Regions from separate parts of the Homo sapiens genome. Here region 1 is linked to region 2. The links are chromatin loops, found by intact Hi-C in ENCODE. Cell type or tissue: B cell. All regions are shown on one strand. Each heading gives the region's core, and the rest is flanking DNA. Links, peaks and the distances in the headings are about the cores only.

Region 1 (10,609 bases), core at 988-8,987, 1.9 Mb after region 2:
AGAATTCTATCCGAATGAATATTATTTTACAGGACAAAAGGCAAATATCAGGGACTGCGATGATGATGATAGCTGACAGTTACTATTTATGTTACTTTTTTTTTTCAATTTACTACTTCTATTACACTTACCTTTGTGGGTTATTTATTTTACATGCATTTATTCAATTCTCAAAAAACACTAAAAGTAGGCAATGTTATTATTTCCTTTTAAAAATGGAGAAGCTGAGGCACAGACATAGATACTGAAAGAGTGTGGAAGAACCTTGCAGATGACAGCGAGGGGCAGCAGGTGGCGGCGACAGGTGAACAGGGGGACTATCTAAACTCATGTGAGCAGCGGATGGTTCTGTGTTTTCATGTGTGCATGGTGTTGAGTTGGTTGGAAAGTTGGGTCCATTGCATTAGCTCTGCTCTACTACATGGCCCCTGAGCCATTGTGAAATTAATGCATTTCCCTAGGCAACTAACCTTCAGCCAAAAAGGTAAGTTGGAAGAGAAACTGAAGATAAAAAGTTTTGAGAACAAGTTTCTACAAACGAAAACTATATTTGGAGGTAACATCCTCCATCCTTAGTCTGGAGTATAAACATTCTGTGACAATCTGTGTCAAGGCTACTGGTGGGCAACTTTCCCCCACAAACCTTTGATATGCATTATGGCTCCTGGGTTTGTGCCCTTAACAACACTACATTGGTACCGCTCAATCAGTGATATTATAACAATATATGTGCTCATCTTCAGGCTGCTCTAGTCTAGGAAAATAAAGATTACCCAAAATGAGTACGGCAAAGACCTCAAGTGGCCCCATGCAGAGGGTAGATAGAATTTATGCCATCTAATTTTAACACAATGCGACAGAAGTATATCTAAGACCCATAGCAGTAGAGAAGAGGAAGACTGGGAGAAAGCTGGGGTGGGAGAGGAGCTGTGCTGGGGAACAAACAAGGCAGGGGTTAACAAGGAGCAGTAATCCCAAGGAAATTGTGAAGTTCTCCCTGAGGCAAAGTGGGAGAGGTGGCCCAGAGATGTTGTCCTCCTTACTCATCTTATAAATTGTGCTGACAGCACACCAGCACTTTTTAACTGAGCAACACAAACACACATCCAGTCAAAAACTGAGTCATTTGGCATTCACAACATGTTTATGTGCCAAAACATGCCTGACCAGCATTACTCTTTTGCACACCAAAATATAATGTATATTCGCTCTAAGAAGCAATAAAGAGCGGTAAAGTTTTTTTTTTCTTCTTCTCCTTCTCCTTCTCTTTCTTCTTTCAATGGCAGCACTCTGGCTCCTCACCCAACACTCTGTGCAATTTATATGTGGGAAAGATTGGAAAGGTCATGTGACATCAGTCTGGCCCACACGTTGCAAGGGGAATCTGCTGGCAAATTGCAGACTGTTGATCCTGCAAAACTAATTGAGATGGGAACACTCTCCTGTGAGAAGATGTCCTTTTGTTTTTACAATGCCATTTAGGGGTATGACACGAATATCCCAAAGTACACATTTAGGAAAGTGAATTTGAAATTCAATAGAGAAGAAGAGGGAGAAACAGGTAGAGGAAAGGGAAAGACAGCATGCCATTTCTCGAGATGTGACTCTTAGCACCTTTTTTCCCTTCCCAGGAAGTACTGAGTATTGATAACAATTGTGAAGACTGTGAGGTCTTTCAGTATTTTGGAGAATATTTCACAAAGCAAATTTTAGTCATGTAAAATGGGTAAACAGGGTATGAAATGTATTAACACATTTGGCGAATTCTGCAAATATATTTTTACACAATTAGCTTAATTATTTAGATACATATTAAACCTTGCTTGCCTCGAGCAATTTAACATGGAATATAATTTCACATATTATCACAAGAAAAACACATTTATAGAAAATCTGTGTCTCTCCTTTCCTGATCACACTTCCACTTATCATTATTTGAGATATAAATAGATAGTTTACATTTCAGGGATGATGAACACTGTAGATTTCCAGAGAAACTGTCTCCTAACCCAGTGAACAAGCGGCCCCCTGAATTTTGGTCTGTTCATTTGTTGCACTGAAATAGACCTTGTTACCACTCCATCAGTGATATAACAATATCCAAAACAGGGTATCATATCTCATTCAGAAATGAAAAGATTTGTTTTAATTTATTTTGGAGGGATGTTAAAGTGAAGAGCAGACAGAACTAATTCAAAAAAGAATTGCAAAGGAGGCGGGGATAATTGTAGTTCTGCATATGTGCGTGATTTTAAGGCAGTAGTCATTACTTCTACTTTGAAAATCCTGCTCCATAGCCATTGTTTATTGTCATTGCATTCATATTTTCAATGAACTGTGTGTAGTAGAACTTCCTGAAGGTGCAAATTATTTTCGGAAGTCCCTTGTTTCAGTCATCTTCCCAACAGAAAAAAAAAAGAGAGTATTAATGATAGAAATACTTGATGTGTGCATGGTGATTAAAAGATTTTTAAAGAGCTTCCACATACATTATTTTATTATGAAACAGCTTGATGATCTAGGCAGTGTTTAGTATTGGCAATTTGCATTTGGAAAAACTCCATTTTACAAAGGGAGAAAATAAATCATAGAAATAACTTGCCATAGTCACTTCAACTGTGACCACACAGACAGAAGTATTTTTATCTAATATGTTTTTGGCATTTTACTATATGACAAGCAATAGCATTTTGAAGCAAAGGGGAATACACACACACACACACACACACACACACACACACACATCTTCCAAAAATTATCTTTAAAATTCCCAGTTATGTAGATTTGATCTCCAAAGCAATCACTTTTTTTTCCATATTATGTAATTTAAGAGCTTCTGGGGGTGGTAAAACAAGGAAGTTCTCTGAGGATAGGGATGGCCAAAGGGAACAGCAGCATGGTGGCCTCCCAAGCTGAGGCCACTGTGAATCTAAACAGCAGCCTGGTAGCCTTAAAAGGTTTCATTTGGGGGTAGAAGCCAATCGCACAGGTAGAAAGACCCCTTGACTCCATTTGTGTTACTTTTCATTTAGAACCAAACTAAATGGGATGAGAACAATGTCTCTGCAGTGACTCTGGGTATGCAGCTAGCAATGACTCAAGGAGTCAAAGCAGGACTCTGTTAGATAATAGAGAATCTGAAAGAGGCTTGGAGCCGTCAGGATGAAGAAATTTACCTCACAGACTTGTTCTCAGCCCAGGTTGGCGTTCATGTCAGTTTAAATCCTTTTTCACTCAATAGCTGAGCCTTGAGAAGGGGCTTTAGCTGCCAATCTGACTGAGAGTTGACATCTCAATTAGAAAAGCTTCTGTTCGGTGATGATCCAGGAGTGGAGGAAAGAGGAAGCCAACGACCTTCAGACACCCAGAAAAGGCGAGCCCAGTGCTCCAGGGAGGACGAATCATTGCAGCCAACCCTTAACATTCTCGTTTCTAATGCACTCATTTCCTACAAACCTGAGAACCCATGACTTGAGGTCTTTGTAAAATTGTTAAAGCCCAATTTTAAGTCTTGCTTATTTGGAGGAAAAAGTTCCTTAGTCAGTAAATGAGCCTTGCTGACAACCCAGGAGCCACCTTTCACTATGGTTTAGTTTCTCTCTCCTCCTCACCCAGGGATAGTATCTCAGAGGAAGAATTAGAAAAAAAAAAAATCTCTCTTTGTGAAAAATGACACGTGTGTGTGTGTGTGTGTGTGTGTGTGTGTGTGTGTGTTGGGGGTGGGTGGGGGCGTGGAGGTAGAGCCTGTAATGCTCTAGATATTCTATTTGCTCTCTTGCAGTTAGGTGGGGTCATGTGACTGATCCAGTGGAATGTGTGTGTAGAAATATGTCACTTCTGGCTGCAGCATGAAAAGCTTCAGGTGGGATTCTCAGTTCCCTTCCCCTGCAATGGCAGCTGAGGAAGGCCTGTGTTTCAGAGGTACATCTACAGGATGGTTAAACCTCCGTCAGGCTGGTTCCCTGAATGACCACGTGGAGCTGAGCCTCTTACTAACTCACACTGAATATGTCCCATAAGGGGGAATAAGTCTATGCAGTGTTAAATCGCTATGATTTTAACACTGTTACCTCAGCGTACCCTTGACTTTCTTAGCTAACACAACAGGAGAGCTAAAACGTCAGTAAGATTCTTAAAGCAATTAAATTTTGTAATGAAGACCCATTTTTATTAGGAGCCTATAAAAATACATCTATAGTAGCGGATTTGAGGTTTGGCCTTTTCTGTTGCTGCTCCTGATGTAAAGTACTCAGCAATGAAGAGACAAGCTGAAATGATATGTTCATTAGCAGTGCCTTCTGGGAGACTCACAACATCTGATTGGTTGCCAAGTTTGGTATTTTAATTACTCAACATATCAGAAATCTGTCCCTTCTTTCCAATTCTACTAGCATTGGGTTAAAGTCACCTTGCCTTGTTGAGGCAGTGGCACTCACTCTGGCTACCCTCTAATCCACGGGCCTCATTTCAGCCCAAGTTCTCTTCACTCATCTCTCAGAACTCATTCAAAAGTTCCCATTGCACTCCAAATACAGTGCAAAATACTGAATATGGTCCCAAAGGCCCTATGTAATCAGATGATAGGAATGAGAGGCAGGAAGATCGTCCCATTTAACCTACCCCAAGGTCCCAAATGGACTCGTAGGGCAAATTTGTCTGCAGTTTAGCTGGCTGTTGGAGGACTTAACTCTAGGTTCAAAACAGAATGTTTGGCAAAGAGCTATTTGGTATCTACCAATACCTATTTCCAAAACCGAGGATGGGGGAAGTAGGAGGAGATAAAGACATGGTTGTGACAAAATGGATTAGCATTAATTTAGGTCTCATGCCTCCAAAAACTTTAGCCATTTTCTCAAAGTAATTTTCCAACAACTCATTTGGATCTTGTAACTTCCGTCTTTTAAGACTGTCTGCTAGTCCTTCTGTATCATTTGAGGCTTTGCGTGACGTAGCCCAGGCATTCCTCTTGTTCCCCTAAATGCACCACGGTCGTTCACAACTTCAAGCCTTTATATGTGCATTTGGGGTATGGGGAACTAGAAGACTACTTCTCCCTATTTATTTTCTACTACCTTCATCACTTCCAAGGCCCAACTCCAATGTTACCTTCTTGTGAACATTTCCCTAACTCCCAGAGTTAATCGAGCTCTCACGGTAACCAGTTACTAGTTCAGCACCAGAATTGACCATGTTGTGTTATCATTGACAGCATTATCCCTTTGTCATATCATTATCATCATGTGTTACATCATATCATATTATATCATTTTATGTTTCTCTTTTCCTAGACTGTAAGCTGCATGAAGATAGAAACTCCATATTGTCTAGCTCAGTATCTTTCTCTCTTCCTCAAACCCACAGATCAGTTCTAACATTGAATACACATCATAAACTCTCAGAAGAAAATGCTCCTTCACCTACCTTCCTTTTGGAGATTGTTAGAAGAGAAAGTATAACCTATTGATATATATATATTTTTTTCCTTTTTCTTTTAACTGTTATCCTGAATGATTACAACACAAAGCATATTAATAGACGTCACTTACAAATGACTTATTCCTAGAAAAAAATAATCTGATTACTTCACTCAAGGTGCTGTTTCTGGGGTTCTCCAAGATCCTTGAATGCCAGGAAGAGTCCAAGGACAAAGTGCTGCTGGGTACCAATCTGAGCAATAAAAATGGTGCATCTGCCATCTAGTGGTCATCACGTGTAAATGCACCTGGACTTGAGCAAAAGAAGTCTCAAGGGACATCCCATAGTGAACAGAAAGTAAAACTAATACCTGTAAAACTAATGCTAATAAAAGTAATAAATACCTGTGAACATGGATGGGCCTCCTACTGTGTTCTAGACACTGTGTTAAGGGTTTGATACGGACTATATTATTTCATATTCAAGACAATCATGTGAAGTACACCCTATCTTTATACCCATTTTAGAGATAAAAAGTTTGAGGCACTGGAAAGTTAAGGCTTCTGATCCAGCTAGCCTGACATCAGAACCCACATCCTTAAAAACTGAATTATAATATGTGGTGGTCAACTGAGCTGAACTCTTCAAGAACATCAATTTCTGTGTTAAAAGATGTAGTAATTATTAAAATGTGTTTACAATTTTAGAGTTGGAAAAATATGTTCACAATGTCTTATACCTTTACAACAGCTCCATTATCAGTATCCTTATGTTACAGATGGAGGAACTCTCTTAAGATAAATGAAATAATTGTTTAAAGTCTCCAAGCCAGTAATTGATAGATCAAGTGGATTCAAACTTGAGTTTTAATCTAAACTCCATATTGTATCTGCTACATTACTTTTCACATATAGTGATTGAAAAATATTACAAAATGTTTTCATAAGCTTTTTTTATTTAAATACATTTTTATTATTCAAGTGTTCGGTGCTCCAGTCTCCTGAAGGCTAAGTAAATCTGGGGCTTGAAGAAGAGCCGGGGACTAGCAAAGCACAAACAGCACTGAGTCACAAATTCTCTTATCTCCCCTCTGCTGTGCTAAGCCCCCTATCTGCCAGAACACTCCATCTCACCACAAATCGAACAACCAGCACCAGATTCCAGACCCAAAGAGCAGCCTCTCGCTCTCTCAGCTTGGCTCACTTATCCAGTTTAAAATATGATGTTTTAGTTTTCTTGAGAACCACCAAATCACTGATTACCACTTCTTCCCAATGTTCCAATCCTCTTTGAAAATCTACTTACACAATGGTATGGTCAGTCAGTGAAGAAGCTGAGTAGCTCCTGTGCCTATTGATGCTCAGATCAGGACACTATGTCACTTTAGAACACAAATCTCAGCTTCTAGTTATAGGATCTGTTCTTTCCCTTCATTGAAATGCTTTCTCTGTTCATTTTGGCCACACTTCACTTTCCCATCCATTGTCTTTTCAATACATCTTATTCCTTCTTTAAAATATTTATTAAGATCCAATTATGGAGTCCCTAACCTCAGGAAGGTTGCAATCTAGTAGAATGATATATAAAAATGAAATTAATAGACAATGCCAGGTGCATTGACACTCACCTATAACCCCAGCTACTCAAGAGACTGAGGCAGGAAGATCGCTTGAGCTGAAGTGCTCAAGACCAGCCTGAGGAACATAACGAAATCCCCATCTCTAAAAATTAATTAATTAATAGACAAGATAATTATAGATTGTGCTAAGTCACAAGAAGGAAATAAACAGCTGATGTGATGAAGAGTTAATAGTGCAGGGAAGAACCTGTATTTCTGGGCATTTGAGCTGAAACCTGAATGCATAAAGAGGAAGGGAAGTAGGGTGAAGCACAACAAGTGGGATTGGCTCCTTGAGCCCAGCTCAGATTTACTTTGTAGTCCATGAGAACACATCCTTACAAAGATTTACACATCCCTGACCCTTGGGTTTTGTGCATCATGCTTCCATGTAAGCTCCTTAAACCCCTATTTTCTAAGTTCTTCCTATTTACTCCTCTCTTGACAGCCTCAGTGTGGTGGGGATAGATTAAGAGGAAAGCAGCAGGCAGATTTTTGTGGTGAGAGAAAGGAAACAGAAAGGGGGCAAAAATATCTGAAAAAACGATTGTGGATAGACAATGGATATGAATATAGATGGCTCAGGGCAGATATGAGTTCTATGATCACAATAATGGGAAGTAAAATGCTCCAGAGAATAAGAATTTTGAATGATAAAAAACTTGCTGTTCTCTTAGCACATGGGTGACTTTAAATTACTTGCATTTTGTGACATCAGATGAGAATTAAACTTTTAAATATTTTGTTGCCCACAGATATCATCCTTCATCACAGCAGTGACAAGTGTGTGGGTTGTTCTTTGGTGAGGTGCATAGAGTCTCAATTATCATCCCTTGATAGAGAATGGATTATGTGGAGAAGGATTCAAAGTGTCTCTGTAAAATAATTGTCTTAGTCAGTAATTTTGCGCTCTGTGTGTTTTCCAGTTTCTTTCTAATCCCGCTCAAGAGATACAAACAAACATTTTTAAAAGACCAAAATATACTCATTTTTCTTTATTCTTCTTAGGCTAGCAGAGTCAGAAAATCCTTCACAGAAGAGACAAGCTAGATTATATTCAACCTCACGCACCATCAACACAGTTGTCAGCCATGTAGCATGTTCATTACAGTGACGGTAGAAGAAGCAAAGTGAACACAGCTGGATCTTCAGATCCCAGGTCGAGTCTGCAGGGCTGGCTGTTAGAAACATCATCTTTTCATTTATACACTGAGAAAATTTGATCTGGAAGTCATTGAGGGAGAATATGGAAGCCCCATGATGTCACTCTTATTGAGTGACTTTTCTATTTCTGAGCTTTGGTTCAACACAACTGGCAATATAAGCAAAATGATTATTAAAATAATATTTATAGACATACAATTACATAAGTTGGGAATTTTATAGCAGATATATTTCTTTCAGATAATTTATACTTCTGACACTTTTTTCAAAATAATTAATTCCACACTTAAAAAATGTTATATATTCTTTCCTCTTCATTACCACCAAAAAAACCTCAATGTTTTTCTTTTATGGAAAACCACTGTAGCTAAGCAAAACTCATCATGAAATAAATGAAATTATTACTTATAATAACAGCAGTAAAAACAATTACTTTAGTTGTTTGTCTTTTATGGATCTTTGGTTAAGGATTGAATTTTATTGTGTTTGTTTTTAAATGCCATATTTAGAATTATTTTGTTTGAGATCTTAAACAAGTGGACCTTTGTTTCTGTTCCAGAAGTTATTGAAAAGCAAGCCAAAGTATTCCATATGCTTCTTTTTTACTTAACTACTTAATTAAACCATTCTACTGAAAAAAAAGATGATCGTTTCATTCATTCTTTACTAGCTACTGAATTAATTGATTCTCTTCATAGAGGACATGAAGTTGAGGTTTTGAGGCTAGTTTTCTGGAAAAAGAATAAATATAATATCTGCATATATGTGTCTTTCCCTCTTTCTCACATCATTCTCTTCCTTCCATAATAGAAAGTTACAGGGAGCTGGCACTGACCTGGTAACATCACAAAACACACTTTTTATATTCTGGAAAACTAGATCAAAGTAAGAGTGTCTTTGGATTGCTTCTTGGATTCTGTAAATCTTTCAAGACTCCATTTGATGAAGTCGCCTTTTCGTCTCATCTAATTCCCAGTTTTATACAATGGAAACATTCTTCAATCAATAGATTCTAAAACACCCTTGCTCACTTCTCATACAACAGGCCAACTCACTGAATCTTTCACCTTGAGCTGCTATATCCAATTCAGCCATTTCATTAAAAGACAAAATTTCTTGAGCATATTTCTAATCTCCTGACCCACTCTATTATTTTTTTCTTCATTGAGTTTCTGTATTTGTGCAAGTCATTATGAACCTTAATTAGGACATTAAAATCCTCCACAATGATTCTCTTTTTGTCACTGGAATAGAAGAGCTATCTCTTGCCACTTCCCCCACACTGTCCTTTAAAATACTTAAAGGCACAAAATCGCATGCTCAGCTTATGCAATGTTCTTTATCTTTGCTGAATCATTATATAAGGGGCCAAATCTTCATATACTGTAAACTGTAAAACAGCTACAATATTTGGTAGGTCTACTTGCGTCAGTTGTCTATTTTAGAAGTTTGAAATGAAGATGCTTTAAAATACTCAGCCATGCATTGCCAAAAAATTAAGAAAACAGACTCAGAGAAGAAATGTACTGCATCTGACAAGATAAGATATGTGTCCCTTTTGATTTCCATCAGGTCTAGCCAGCCAGTCTGTCTGTCCATGTGTTTTTTACTGCCTGAGGCCAGCCAGTTACTTACCCTAGGAGTGCTTGGCACTCTCTCTCTCTCTTTCTTTCTCTCTGTCTCTTAAATCTCTGTCCCTCAGCAAGTCAACAAAACTCATGCTCAGAGTTTTTGGAATCTGTCTCCCAAGTCATCACCGAATGGTCCAGATGATGCTGCTATCCAGAAATTCAGGAGAATTAATGTTTCATGTGTGAACTCTGACCTATGGGTCAGGAGCTGGGGAGCTGGGTAGTGATTCTCTGTTGTTTATCCAGTTTGTGAACTGCCCTGAGGCTTTGACATATAGTCTGTCCAGAGAAGTATCATGTGTGCTGCTGAGCAGACGTTCCCGCTAAGTAATCTTCTGGGTCTCTGAGTTTCATCTAGAAGTGGAGGCTGAGCATAATGCACCACATCACATTGCTTCCCATTCTTTCTGCATCCTTGCCTCGGTCTCACCCTTGCTTCCTTGGATTTGTGGCTCCCAATAAGGCATCAGCACTTAACCCTTGACTCAGGCTCTGCTTTTTAGGGAGCCTAGGCAAAAGCAAATCCAACACAAGCAAGAGACTTATTTATCTTTGTCAAGTTGAGAGTCTGTAAAAATTACTGAGAAATCTCCAATGGCACACTTACCTTGTATTTATGAGTTTCAGAGTTTGAATGAATACTCCCATTGATAGGTGAGGGTCCTAACGTAAATTATCTAGTGCCTGATTGTATTTAATATTCACATTTGGAATGTTATGAGATCTTTGCTTTTGTTTATAGTTTTAACCATACCTTGTATGAACATGATCACGAGAAGAA
Region 2 (8,000 bases), core at 1-8,000:
TCCCCCCTCACACTTTGGACACTCACAGTATTTTGGCTGTCTCATGGAGTTTGCAGTGGCAAGTGCTTCTTTCAGAGTCTGTGAATTATTTCCGTTTTCCTGGTGTGTTCCTGCAGTAGTTCTTGGAGCAAAAGTTCATGATGTGAGTCTCCATACACTCACTGTTCTGTCTGTCCAAGTGGGAGCTTCAAGTTAGTCCTGCCTCATATCTGCCATTTTTCCTAAATGGCAATACTTTTATACTAAATATATAAGCATATGAATCCACTACAATACTGACTGCATAGTGAATTTATATCTTCTTCTCAATATTTGTCATCAATTAGTGTAGACAGCTAGTGGGCCTGAAAGTACCGAGCTAAGCTTTTCTTAGTTTGAATGGCCCTTACCAATGAGTTTAACTACATCCAGTTTTTGTTATTATGTAATGTTACATTGAACCATTTTAGGTTATAATGATGAATAAAGATATGCAAATGATGATGTTGAAAGTGCCACAAAAGTACACCAAGGAGGCCAGGTGCAGTGGCTCATGACTATAATCCCAGCACTTTGGGAGGCTGAGGCAGGTGGGTCACCTGAGGTCAGGAGTTTGAGATCAGCCGGGCCAACATGGTGAAACCCTGTCTCTATTAAAAATACAAAAATTAGCTGGGCATGGTGGCATGTGCCTGTAATCCCAACTGCTCGGGAGGCTGAGGCACGAGAATCACTTGAACCTGGGAGGCAGAGGTTGCAATGAGCCGAGATTGTGCCGCTGCACTCTAGCCTGGGCGACAGAGTGAGACTCTGTCTCAAAAAAAAAAAAAAAAAAAAAAGTACGCCAAGGAAAACCATTATAATGAATGGCAAGATGCACATTTTATCAAATTTGAGGCTATGTTCAAATACATAGTCTAGGCTGGGTGCAGTGGCTCAAGGCCTAAACAAGAGGATCCCTTGGGCTCAGGAGTTCAAGACCAGCCTGAGCAACATATCAAGACCTCGTCTGTACTAAAAATCAAAAAAAGTAGCCGGATGTGGTGGCATGTGCCTATAGTTCAAGTTACTAGGAACCCTGAGGTGAGAGGATTGCCTGAGCCCAGGAGGTCGAGGCTGCAGTGAGCAGTGGTCATGCCACTGCACTCAAGCCTAGGCAAGAGAGCGGGACCCTGTCTTAAAAACAAAAATAAAAACAAAACAAATACATAGTCCAAGAAACCTCAAATAAAGATCAGCAGGCAATTAGTGATATGGCAGAAATAATTTTACTTTATAAAAGGCAATGAAAACTTGTCCAAAGTCTGTGAATGGTAAGAATTGTGTGAATGGTAGATACAGGAACCTGGCTGGAGGATTTATATCCATGGGATTTAGAAAGGGACAGGTGATTGCCTAGAAAGTGAGAGTAACATTAACTCAGCACCCTCATTTCCAGGAACATATCTCACCACCACCCAACAGACACATGTGTAGACGCTTATGCTTATGTATCTGTGCTCTATCCTTCTGCTGAAAACCCCACAACATTCTGAAAATGCTAATATGAATAATGCTGAAGTATGTATGATTTCCACAGAAGCCGAAGAACCCCATAGTATTGGTGAGGTGTGCCAGGGCAGGAGGGGGAAGCCATCTTCTGTGCTGAAGGGGGAAGGGTGGTGGGTGACTGCTTAGAGCGAAGAATCCCCCAACACAAAACTACTTGTCAGATGGGCCTATACTTGCCACAGATTCTGAACAGTGTAAACCGCCTTTCGTAGGTGTGAGTAGACTGCAGGGAGCAAAAATCACTAGATTTATAAAGACAATCAGCAGCTCAAAAGAGGAAGACAGAGATAATTTAATGGGATTTGTTAGGGGAAAAGAATGAGAGATGATGGATAGAAATAGGAGTGTAATATCTATATAAAAGAAACTCGAAGTCGAGAATGGACAGGATGAGTTTGATATAACAATTGGTGCTGGGGCAGTTGACTAAGATTTAAAAGAAATTTCGATTCTCACTTTACCCTAAAGACTAAAAAAAAAAAAAAATCACAGTTTTAAATATAAAAACAAACTGAACTATTCAAAAATTATAAAAATAATGAAAGTATTTGAACAGAATATAGGAAACTTATTTTATTATCTTTACTAAGAAGACCTTTCGTACTTACCAGTGCATCAAAACCAAAAGCATGAACGAAAAAGAGATTGGATTCAAATATTTGTGTAGCCCCATAAACCTCATTATAAAACAAAGCTGAAAGGCAAATAACAGACTAAGAAAAATATTTCAACGTACATGACAAGGGGTTATACCCCAATATAAAGAATTTGTACACATCAGTGAGAAGACAATTTCTTAATATAAAATTAAGCAAAGGACATGAGCAGGCAGCTGAGAAAAGAAATACAACTAGCCAAAAATGTACTGAACCAAATAAGTAATCAAATTAGAAAAAAGATGTCATTTGTTTTCCTATCAGATTGAGCAGGCAGGCGTCTTCACATACCGTTATTAGAAGTGTAAATCTGTACAGTCCTTATTTGGTACCATGTAAACATGCCTATGATTAGTGATTTAACTTATAGTAATTTATTATTAGAAAATAATAGAACAAAATAAATAAAAATGATTGTGCCAAGATTTTCATTGAAGTTTTTTATAGTAGCAAAAACAGTCCACAAATTAAAATAATTGTAAAGTATCCAAACAACACTAGTTTGTTTGGATATTTGGATATTTTATCATTTAAAATGACACAGATTTATATACTTTTCTATAGAAAGATCCCTAAGCTGTATTGTTAAATTTTTTTTAAAGTTAAAACTCTATTATCAATATGATTCTGTTTTTATGAATGCACAGAAAAAATCTAGAGGCCTCTTTACCAAAGAGTGGCTATCTTTTGGTGGTGGGGGAAAGAACGTGAGAAGGATGGGATGGTGGTATATTATCAGTGATTTTTTTACTGTCTATACTCTATTGTGTTATTTGAATTTTCAATAAGTAAGTACTGAACACGCAATACTTTCCTCATAGGAAATGAAACGATGTATTTCCCATTTTGGCTTTAAAGGGGGAACGTTCATGATAAGCCTCTGTGCTGAGGTGAAATTCCCTTCCTCCCATCACACGAATAATCCCTGTACCTAACTTCTACTTGTCTTCATTCAAGACTTACCTTAAATTTTACCTCCAGAGAATCCTCCGTCTCCTCAGATTAAATCAGATGTCCCTCCACTATGCTCTTGTCATTCTGTTTAATTATTATAATTGTTGCCTTAAACACTAAATTATGATCTTGAGGGCAAGAATTTCTTGAGAGACTTCATATTTAAGCAGAGAGCATAGAGCTCATGATAAGGGCTCAATGAATGTTTATTGAATGAAGGAAGGAAGAAGTGAATGAATGGATGTTTAAATGATGAAAAGCAGGCCCTGACTTGGGTCTGATTTGTTGTGAGCAGCCTACATAAATTGGGCAATCCAACCACTATGCTCCTCAAAGTTATCCTGTCTTTTGAGAGATACTTAAGATCCTCTTCATTACAGTTGGGTGTGCTGGAGATCACTTCTGCTACCTTTACGGATTCTGCAAGCTGGTTACTGGGGATTCTTGGGACTCTCTCCTCTGCAGTTCTGATCCTCCACCCCTTTAGTGATCCGGCATAGTATGTGGTAATAGGAAGACTCTTGCTGTCACTACTTCAGCCTTAGGAAAGGTGTGCTCCTCCCATTCCAGTTGGAACTCAGTGTGTGTGTGAAGCAATATTTACAGACAGTGTAAAGTTATGTTTGTATTCCTATATAATCACAGCTACAGGAGAACTAACATAACCCTAAATTTCATTCATAACACAATTTGTGTGTGTGACAAAATGTATTCTAAATGTTTTAAACTGCCATATAAATTCATGATACTCAACTTTTTTGTCTATGTGTATAAATTAGGGACTACATGTAAGATCAGTAGGCAAACTTAACTATGTTTTGGATTTAGAGAAAAAAGTTCTCTATTTTTCCAGCTTTTTTTTTTTGGTTGGGGGTAAACTGCTTACCTCACAATTTTAGGTTGGCATATTTTATTATAAATCTTACATCATTATATCTTTATAATGACTTTAGAGACTGATGCAAGGCAAGTATGATATAATAATGCAGGCAATTATGGCCCAGAACATATGAGTTATGTTTGATATGTTAGGTAATCACAAATAACAAGTATTTAGTATTTTGGTCATTTAAAAAATTAAATCTCTTACATTAGATGATGTACACATTTTCTTTTTCATGAGTACAGCAAGAAGTTTGCCACTAGAGGGCTCTTAATACCACATTTTAGTTCATTTAAATGTGTAATACTAATAATATTATAGGTATTGGGTAATACTGTCTTCCCAATTACTATATCATGCAAACTTTTTAGAAAAGCCTAATTTAAGTGTAGCACATTTGTGAGAAATTTTTTTTCTAATGAGAATTACCTTCAGAACTACATTAGTGATCTAAGGGGCATGCATTATAGTATGTGGGTCTTTGAACTTTTAAAAGTTAAAGTAGTCTCTGGCTTTAAGATAGTTTAAGCAAACATATACAGGATTTAACATAAATATTTTATTTTATTTTATTTTATTTTATTTTATTTTATTTTATTTTATTTTATTTTGAGAGGGAGTCTCGCTCTTTCGCCCAGGCCGGAGTGCAGTGGCGCTATCTCGGCTCACTGCAAGCTCTGCCTCCCAGGTTTATGCCATTCTTCTGCCTCAGCCTCCCAAGTAGCTGGGACTACAGGCACCCGCCCCCGCGCCCGGCTAATTTTTTGTATTTTTAGTACAGACGGGGTTTCACCGTGTTAGTCAGGATGGTCTCGATCTCCTGACCTTGTGCTCTGCCTGCCTTGGCCTCCCAAAGTGCTGGGATTACAGGCGTGAGCCACCGCGCCCGGCCCATATAAATATTTTATATATGTAATGTATATGTTATTGGCAAACATTTACCAAATACCTGCTATTGATAAGGGATTCAACACGCTCTTGTTTTTAATGAGCTAACAATCTTGTGGATTAGAAGAGTAACAGTTACCATATCTTCTAATATATGCAATGAGAGAGATTCTACATGGGGGTTAAGAGATCAAAATAGGCTGGGCGTGGTGTCTCATGCCTATAATCCCAGCACTTTGGGAGGCCGAGGCAGGGGGATCACCTGAGATCGGGAGTTTGAGACCAGCCTGACCAACATGGAGAAACCCCATCTCTACTAAAAATACAAAATTAGCCAGGTATGGTGGCAGGTACCTGTAATCCCAGCCACTCAAGAGGCTGAGGCAGGAGAATCACTTGAACCTGGGAGGCAGAGGTTGCGGTGAGCTGAGATCATGCCATTACACTCCAGCCTGGGCAGTAAGAGTGAAACTCCATGTCAAAAAAAAAAAATAAAAATAAAATAAAAATAAACCCAAAATAAAAACAAATGAACAGATTGGAAGTCTTCTCTCATGAGGTAACATGAGCTGAATCTTTTGGTGTAGCATGGAGAAGTTTAGATAGGAAGGAAAGGAAGTTATTCTGGTCAGAGGGAAAAGTATGGAGACATGAAATAGCCTTAGTAATTTGGGATGTTTTGTGATCATCGTGGATAAATTAAAAATCCATGGGAATAAGTTATATAAAAAACCTAGCATCAGAGCTCCTTAACATTCAACAACCTTTAATGTGCCACAAATGTATGTTTTCAGTGCATTTCCAGGTCATACCCTGGGAGTTGTTCTCATTTCCTTACTCACTTACTGAATATTTATCATACGCCTACCTCTATGTGGTAGGCACCATTCTGGCCCTCGGGAGGATGGCTAAAGAACAAATAAGGCTCCTTCTCTCATAATTTACATACAAGTTAGGAGAAATCAACAATAAATAAGAAAAAGTAGAAAATACCATATAGTAATCATTCATGCACCAAATTAAACAGGATTAAACTGGGAGTGACTTTACATTGGGTAGTTAGGGAGGGCCTGTTTGATGGGGTATTATTTAGCCGAGACCCAGATGACAAGAAGGAATCAGCTATTTAAAATGAAGGTAAAAATAGTCTTCAGGCACAATTATTGCAGAAGTCATAAAACAGAAGTGAGAAGGAAGGCCAGCGACTGATGTATGATGGGCAAGAAGCAAAGTGGTATGTAATAAAGTTGGAAAGGGAGGCAGAAGCCAGATAAAGTCAGGCTTTGCAGGCCAGAGTGAGAATTTAGGCTTTTATTGTAAATGTAGTGGGGAGCCATTAGAGGGTGGTAAGTAGGAGTGTGACATGATGTGATGTATGGCCCTGAAAGGTTATTCTGGCTACTGTATGGAGAACAAATTGTGAGGGGCCAGAATAAAAGCACAGTGTCTAGTTAAATAGTACTGGTAAGTAATAAGTCATGGTGGTTTGGACAGAGGTTGCAGTAAGAGTTATAGAAAGATGAATATGTTTGGGAGATGTTTTGGAGGTAAAATATATCTTACTGAGTTTTTATTTTGAGAAATGAGGCATATGGTGATACAGTTTACAGAGATGAACAAAAATAGAGTGAAACAGTTGAGAGTGGCTGTGAAACAAAGAGTTCTGTTTGGGTAAGTTTGGGGGATGCAAGTGGAAATGACAGGTAGGCAAATGTGAACCTGGAGTTCAGAGGAAAGTCAGACACAGCTGCTACGTACATGTTCACGTGCAGGTTATGTTCTGAACTTCTGGAATCAAGCGGTACAATGTGTGTGACCTACAGAGCATCACTAGCTTATATTTGGGGACCATTGGTCTATAGATAGTATTTAAAGCCACTGGAATGAATGAGACCAGTAGACCCAGGATAATTATTCTTAATTAATGCTGTATTTTCAAAATTCATTTTCAATTCCTTATCAAGAATCAGTTCCAACAATTTATTTTGAGTTATAGTAAAATTTAAATTATCTTTTGATGAAAAAGTATATTTCAGATCAATGAATTTCTTTTGCATAGATCTTCTGTTGATGGATAATAAAATTCAAGACATTCTGTCAAACTTGTAAAGTGTTCAGTGCTGACATTTTGCAGATATTATCAAGATCATTTACTTCATTAATAATTGTTGGCATCAGTTTCATATATTCTTTTCCAATACTTTCATGGTTTTTGTAGCTTTTGATTGGTTTAGTTTTGTTTTTACATTTAAATCTTATATCCATCTGGAATTTATTTTAGTGTAAAGTGAGAAGAATGAATCTAAATTTATTTTATTGCAAATCTTAGCCAGCTGTCTCAAAACACATACCATATAAACCTAGGCGTTTTCCATTGATCTGAAATGCCATATGCTAAATTTTCAAGTGGATCCTATTCTCTATTTCTGGAATCTATATTCTGTTTTTATTGATCCACCTATTAATGATAGGTTATGTTTTTATATCAAATTCAAATTGCACATATACTAAGGAATTTCTATGTTATACTATCTGTGCATTTATCAAGTTGCAATGAAAATTATTTGCTAGTGTCCCATGACATTCTTTCATGGTATAAGCCAGTTCTCGTATACATTGAGACAAGATATCATTGAAAAGTTATACTTTAGCTACCTTCTCTGATTCATATTCTGTCAACATTTCCAAGCAAACATCTTTTAGAAATTGTTATTTACTTTAAATCTATTGTGTCTATAAATTTAATACAATTGAAGTAAAAATTCCAGTTGTCAGTTTTTGAGACTTGACAAAATACTATTAAAGTTTACCTAGAAGAAAAAAATACTTGGAAAACACCCAATTTTGTAAAAGAATTATGATGAAAGAGGACCATCATTACCAGATATAAAACATGATGAAAATAGGAATAAAGAAGTATTTTTTTGGCTTCATTGCCAACAAACACAAGGAGTTTATTATTATTATTATATATAAAGCTTATACATTATACCTGTATTGTCAGCAAATGAGATTTGAAGTTTTTGTGCGGGAGCACGTTCTGATGACACTGTTGCAATTACAGGAACCCATTCTAGACTAGTTATCAA

What was found. A loop is a pair of places that touch in the nucleus more often than their neighbours do. Peaks named below come from ENCODE experiments on the same cell type or tissue, not always from the same donor. Only the 100,000 strongest peaks of a DNase experiment are listed, where the experiment ranks them.
Region 1: a loop joins it to region 2, with 15 times the contacts of the local background. A loop is called at or near these places in 6 of 110 quality-filtered maps.

The regions. Positions count from the first base shown.
Region 1 is chr12:23,200,470-23,211,078 of GRCh38, reverse strand. No RefSeq gene overlaps it. Among named protein-coding and RNA genes, the nearest start is that of LINC02955, 510 kb to the right of the region's middle. In B cell, for the core only: CTCF peaks have their summits at 5,490 and 5,694 (motif pointing left); a DNase peak (open chromatin) is centred at 5,728.
Region 2 is chr12:25,127,171-25,135,170 of GRCh38, reverse strand. The region is part of intron 9 of DNAI7 (dynein axonemal intermediate chain 7); the gene reads left to right. Among named protein-coding and RNA genes, the nearest start is that of DNAI7, 64 kb to the left of the region's middle. In B cell, for the core only: a CTCF peak has its summit at 4,276 (motif pointing right); a DNase peak (open chromatin) is centred at 4,290.